Linked DNA regions of Homo sapiens: region 2 is linked to region 1. Evidence: read pairs that join two places in POLR2A ChIA-PET (ENCODE). Cell type or tissue: GM12878. All regions are shown on one strand.

Region 1 (2,500 bases):
TTTCCCATTCAGTGGCCCAGGCCCTGCCTTTTCCCCTCATATTGGGCATGGGGTACTGTCCTGGATGCTGTGAGCAGACAGGCATGGAAGACCAGACTTTGGGGGCTAGGCCTAGTCACCTTTGTTACTCCAGCCTGTTGAATTGCTCTATCCAATTGCTATCTAATTGCAATCCCAATGCTATCTAATTGGCAAGGGATGCCATTGTAGTCATTTGATTTTCCTTCTTGAAAGCTCTGGGATCTTTCCTGAAAGATCCAGCTTCTTATATGTAAAATGGGATGGTAACCTTATGAGATATGTTCTATTATTAATAGGGGGATTAATTGAGACTTTCAAAGTGTTCAGCTCCCTGCCTTGCATACCGTGAGGACTCAGTAGGATAAATGGTAGCTATTGCTATTATTATTGGCCTCTGGTGTGTGATAGAATCAAGTAGTGTCTGTTATAAAGGTTCTGAGGCAGAATTATCCAGCTCTTTGAAATAAGAACTTTTAGCTTAACTACCAAATGAGTGTCCAGGTGTTAGGATTCATTGCAAATGGGATTATACATTCTTTTTCCTCTTCCTAATTATGTGGTAAGTCTTTTCAGGAGGGAAAGCACCTACCATTTTCTCAGGGAGAGCTTTATACTCCCGCCAGCACTTGGTTCTAAAAGAAATTTTTCACATGAAGCATTATATAGGAGTCTTTGTGGTTGTTTAAAATAATACATTTATATGCAGGCATTCCTCAGAGATATTGCAGGTTCAGTTCCAGACAACAACAATAAAGGAAATATTGCAATAAAGTAAGTCACACAAATTTTTTGTTTCTTGGTGCTTATAAAAATTATGTTTACACTATACTGAAGTCTATTAAGTGTCCAGTAGCATTATGTCTGAAAAAATACATACCTGAATTAAAAATACTTTATTGCTAAAAAATGCCAATGATCATCTGAATCTTCAGCAAATAGTAATCCTTTTGCTGGTCGAGGGTCTTGCCTCAACGTGGATGACTGCTGCCTGGTCAGAATGGTGGTGCTGAAGGTTGGGGTAGCTGTGGCAATTTCTTAAAATAAGATAGCAGTGAAGTTTGCTGCATTGATTGACTCTTCCTTCCGTGTAAGATTTCCCTGCAGCTTGTGATGCTGTTTGTTAGCATTTTACCCACTGTAGAACTTCTGTCAAAATTGGAATCAATCCTTTCAAACTCTGCTGCTGCTGCTTTATCACCTCAGTTTATGTAATATTCTAAGTCCTTTGTTGTCGCTTCAACAATGTTCACAGCATCTTCACCACCTCAAGAAACTACTTTCTCTGCTCATCCATAAGAAGCAACTCCTCATTCATTCAAGTTTTATCATAAGATTGCACAACGTAGTCACATCTTCAGGCTAAACTTCAGATTCTAGGTCTCTTGCCATTTCCACCACATCTGCAGTTGCTTTCTCTACTGAAGTCTTGAACCCTTCAAAGTCATTTATGAGGTTTAGAATCAGCTTCTTCCAAGCTCGTGTTAATGTTGATATTTTGACCTCCCCCCATGAATCACAAATATTTGTAAAGGCATCTAGAATGGTGACTCCTTTTAGAAAATTTTGAAGTGACTTTGACCAGATACATCGGAGGAATCACTGTCTATGGCAGCTATAGCCTAATGAAAGGTATTTCTTAAATAATAGGACTTGAAAGTAGAAATTACCACTTGATCCATGGGCTGAAGAATGGATGATTAGACATGAAAACAACATTAATCTTTTTGTACCTCTCCATTAGAGCTCTTGGATGACCAGGTACATTGTCAATGAGCAGTAATATTTTGAAAAGATTTTTTTTTTTTCTGAGCAGTCAGTCTCAACAATGAGCTTAAAATATTCAGTAAGCCATACTGTGAACAGATGTGGTGTCATCTAGGCTTTGTTGTTCCATTGATAGAGCACATGCAGAATAGATTTAGGATAATGCTTAAGGGCCCTAGGATTTTCAGAATGGTAAATAAGCATTGGATTCAACTTAAAGTCACCAGCAGCATTAGCCTCTAACAAGAAAGTCATCCTGACCTTTGAAGGTTTGCAGCAAGGCCTTGACTTCTCCTCTGTACCTATGGAAGTCCTAAATGGCATTTTCTTCCAATATAGGGCTGTTCATCTACATTGAAAATCTGTTGTTTGGTGTAGCTGATAACCTTAATGGTAACTGATAACCTTAATCAGTTATCTTAGCTAGATCATCCGCATAACTTGCTGCAGCTTCTACATCAGCACTTGCCACTTCACCTTGCAATTTTATGTCATAGAGATGGCTTCTTAAACCTCATGAACCAACCTCTCCTAGCTTCCAGCTTTTTTTCTTCTGCAGCTTCATCACCTCTTTCAGCCTTCGTAGAATTGAAGAGAGTTAGAGCCTTTCTCTGGATTAGGCTTTGGCTTAAGGGAATGCTGTAGCTGGTTGGCTGGTTTGATCTTGCATCCAGACTGGTCACATTTTCTTCGTATCAGCAATAAGGATGTTTTT
Region 2 (2,500 bases), 74 kb after region 1:
TTGGAGTGGTTGTAAACATGTGAAGTAATGCTGCATATATGAAGCACCTGGCTTACTTATTTCCTGGCACGCAGTAGGTGCTATTGCAGGGAAGCTGCTCTTACTGTGGTTGTTGTCTCCTGTTGCCCACACAGTTGGTTCAGTGCTCTTGTGCTGGTCTCCATGGAGAACTTGCTGGGGGAAGCAGGGCCAGATTCCCTAGCCAACCGAGATACCCTGTGCCCTGAGGAGCACCCTCACTTCCTTACCACGGTACCCACTCATCTCATCATGGGCCATATGTTCAGGTTGCTTCCACTGAGGGCTATGACTTCAGCCTTGCTAGTGATTAATGGGTTCACCCTGCAATCATGCCTAGAGCCCTTATGTTGGCTAGGGCATTTATATTCCAAGCTGTCTGTCCTTATCCAAAGGAAGGCAGGCAGGACCATAGTAGCCAGATCAAAACAACGGTGATACACTTTAATCCTCGCCCTTCCACCAGTGTAGGAAAGATGAAGGCGCTGCAGCAGGTTAGTTGGCTGTTACAGCAGGTGGAGCAGAAGAATGTGGATGAGTGGCCTGTGGATACTTGGGCATCAGATGTGGGACTCCTGGTGAAGCAGGGTAGCCATCCCCAGGAGGTTGATCACTCTAACATCAATCTAACAGGCCCTTTGACCATTTAGAAGAGGATGACCCAGTTAAGTATCCTCCATAAGGATGTTACTCTCTCCTCCTGCCATGTTCAACATAATTTCTATAGACCAATACCTGAGCAACAAAGAACTTTTGGATGGGAACAACAATAAAGATAGTTAACAATAACTGAACACTTATTATATGCCAGTTACTAGACTAAGCAGCTTACATGTGTGAGCTTACTTAATCCTTCTACAACCCTCTCAGAGAGGCATGGATGCATGTTACCTCCTTTCTTCAGATGCGAAGACAGAGGAGTAGGTATGCCCAGTAACTTGCCCAGTGTCACAGAGCCAGTAAATATGGGAGTAGGGATTCAAACCAGATCCTCCTGTCTGCAGAGCCTGAGCTCTTTATATCTGCGCTGTGGACAGAGGTGTTTCCTAAAGCCACTTCTATGTCAGGCTGTGGCCCAGCCCTCAGAATTTTTCTGTCAGTGAAAGCCAAGGGGGGACTGTTGCTAATTTTGGTTGACTATTTTACTGCCTTATGTCAGCCTCACTTTATAGGAAAGATGACCTATGTCCTGCCCAGTCCTAAATCACAGTGGGATCCGGATGCCACTTGGCCTCTCATCCCCTAGCTCCTCCTGCACATGCTTGTTCCACATCTGTGGTCGCACTAAAGGCAGCTCTCACGCAGATCTTAGTGCTGCTTTCCCCTCCATTAAGGGTGACTCTCTTAGCAAAAAGGCACTAGTGAGCCTGTAGACATAGTAAAGATTCCGCTGTATAGGTGGAAGAGTGTTTACACCACATACAAAAGCAAATACCACAGCACTCTCTGTTCCCCTAAGCTCTGGCTGGACTGCCTCAAGGGACTTTTCTCTCAGAGCCCTCTTAGTATTAATAATATCTGGCTCTGCTTTCCAGAGTCTTCTCTTCCCCTTCAGTCTGCTCCCCTCCCACCTTAGGCAAAGCAATTCAGACTTCTTCAGCTGCTACCAAACCTTGCTACCCAAACCAGTTTTAACACTAGGTACAATAGAAATAAACCACCCCTAGTCAAGAGGACTCAACTCCCTTAGAAGCCAGTGAGGGTGTGAAAGGTGTGAAATAGCTTTGTTTCCCCTGTTACCTTCATTAAGGAGCTGTGACACCCTATGCACAGGCCAGAGATGATTGATGGGCCTGTGGTCTCTGAAAAAATGCTGGTCACTTTCATCTCTAAGAGCCAGTGACCAAATCCCTGTCCTCTTCTTCTGAATTGGCAGCCTTTGCAAGGATCCTCAGCCCATCCTGGGAGTTCTCCCTCTTCTTCCAACCCCCTCTATTGTCACCTTTACCCCACCCAAGAACAGCAAGTAATGTTTCTTATGCACTCCGTGGCTTCACGCTCTTGGTCTCTTCTATGCCCATTTTGAAGAAGATGCTGGCCTCTGCTATTAGTATCAGTAATTCTCAACTGGCCACCAGCTTAGAATTCTAATTATGTCCACCATTTAGCCTGAGATAGTTTTTTGTTTATTTATAAAAATCTTTGTTGAGATCTTACTGTGGACAAAAATTAAGATAATCAACTGTTTTCATGGGATTTAGAGAGAGAGAAATTAATCAGCTATGAAATACTGAGTTGATTTCTATGAAAGAAAACATAGAACAAAAGAACTTGGTGTTTTCAGTAGAAAGCGAGTGACAAACTGGGATATGAGGGTTGAAAAAGAGTTTCCTGGGGACATGCGGAAAGCGTGGGAGCAGCAGGAAAGGGTAGCCACTGTCAGAGGAAGCACTGCTCCCTGTGGCAGAAGGAAGCGTGACAACTTGGAGGAACACAAAGAAGGCCAGTGTGACTGCAGCTCAGCAAACAGAGAGTGATGTTG

Evidence for each region. ChIA-PET counts read pairs that join two places held together with the same protein. Peaks named below come from ENCODE experiments on the same cell type or tissue, not always from the same donor. Only the 100,000 strongest peaks of a DNase experiment are listed, where the experiment ranks them.
Region 2: POLR2A ChIA-PET joins it to region 1 with 5 read pairs; 3 of 35 experiments call an interaction of 5 or more read pairs at or near these places.

The regions. Positions count from the first base shown.
Region 1 is chr14:25,027,834-25,030,333 of GRCh38, reverse strand. The region is part of intron 1 of STXBP6 (syntaxin binding protein 6); the gene reads left to right. Among named protein-coding and RNA genes, the nearest start is that of STXBP6, 21 kb to the left of the region's middle. In GM12878, no CTCF peak of the experiment used is centred here; no DNase peak of the experiment used is centred here.
Region 2 is chr14:24,953,396-24,955,895 of GRCh38, reverse strand. The region is part of intron 2 of STXBP6 (syntaxin binding protein 6); the gene reads left to right. Among named protein-coding and RNA genes, the nearest start is that of STXBP6, 96 kb to the left of the region's middle. RefSeq lists an enhancer at 1,631-1,700. In GM12878, a CTCF peak has its summit at 2,434; a DNase peak (open chromatin) is centred at 1,485.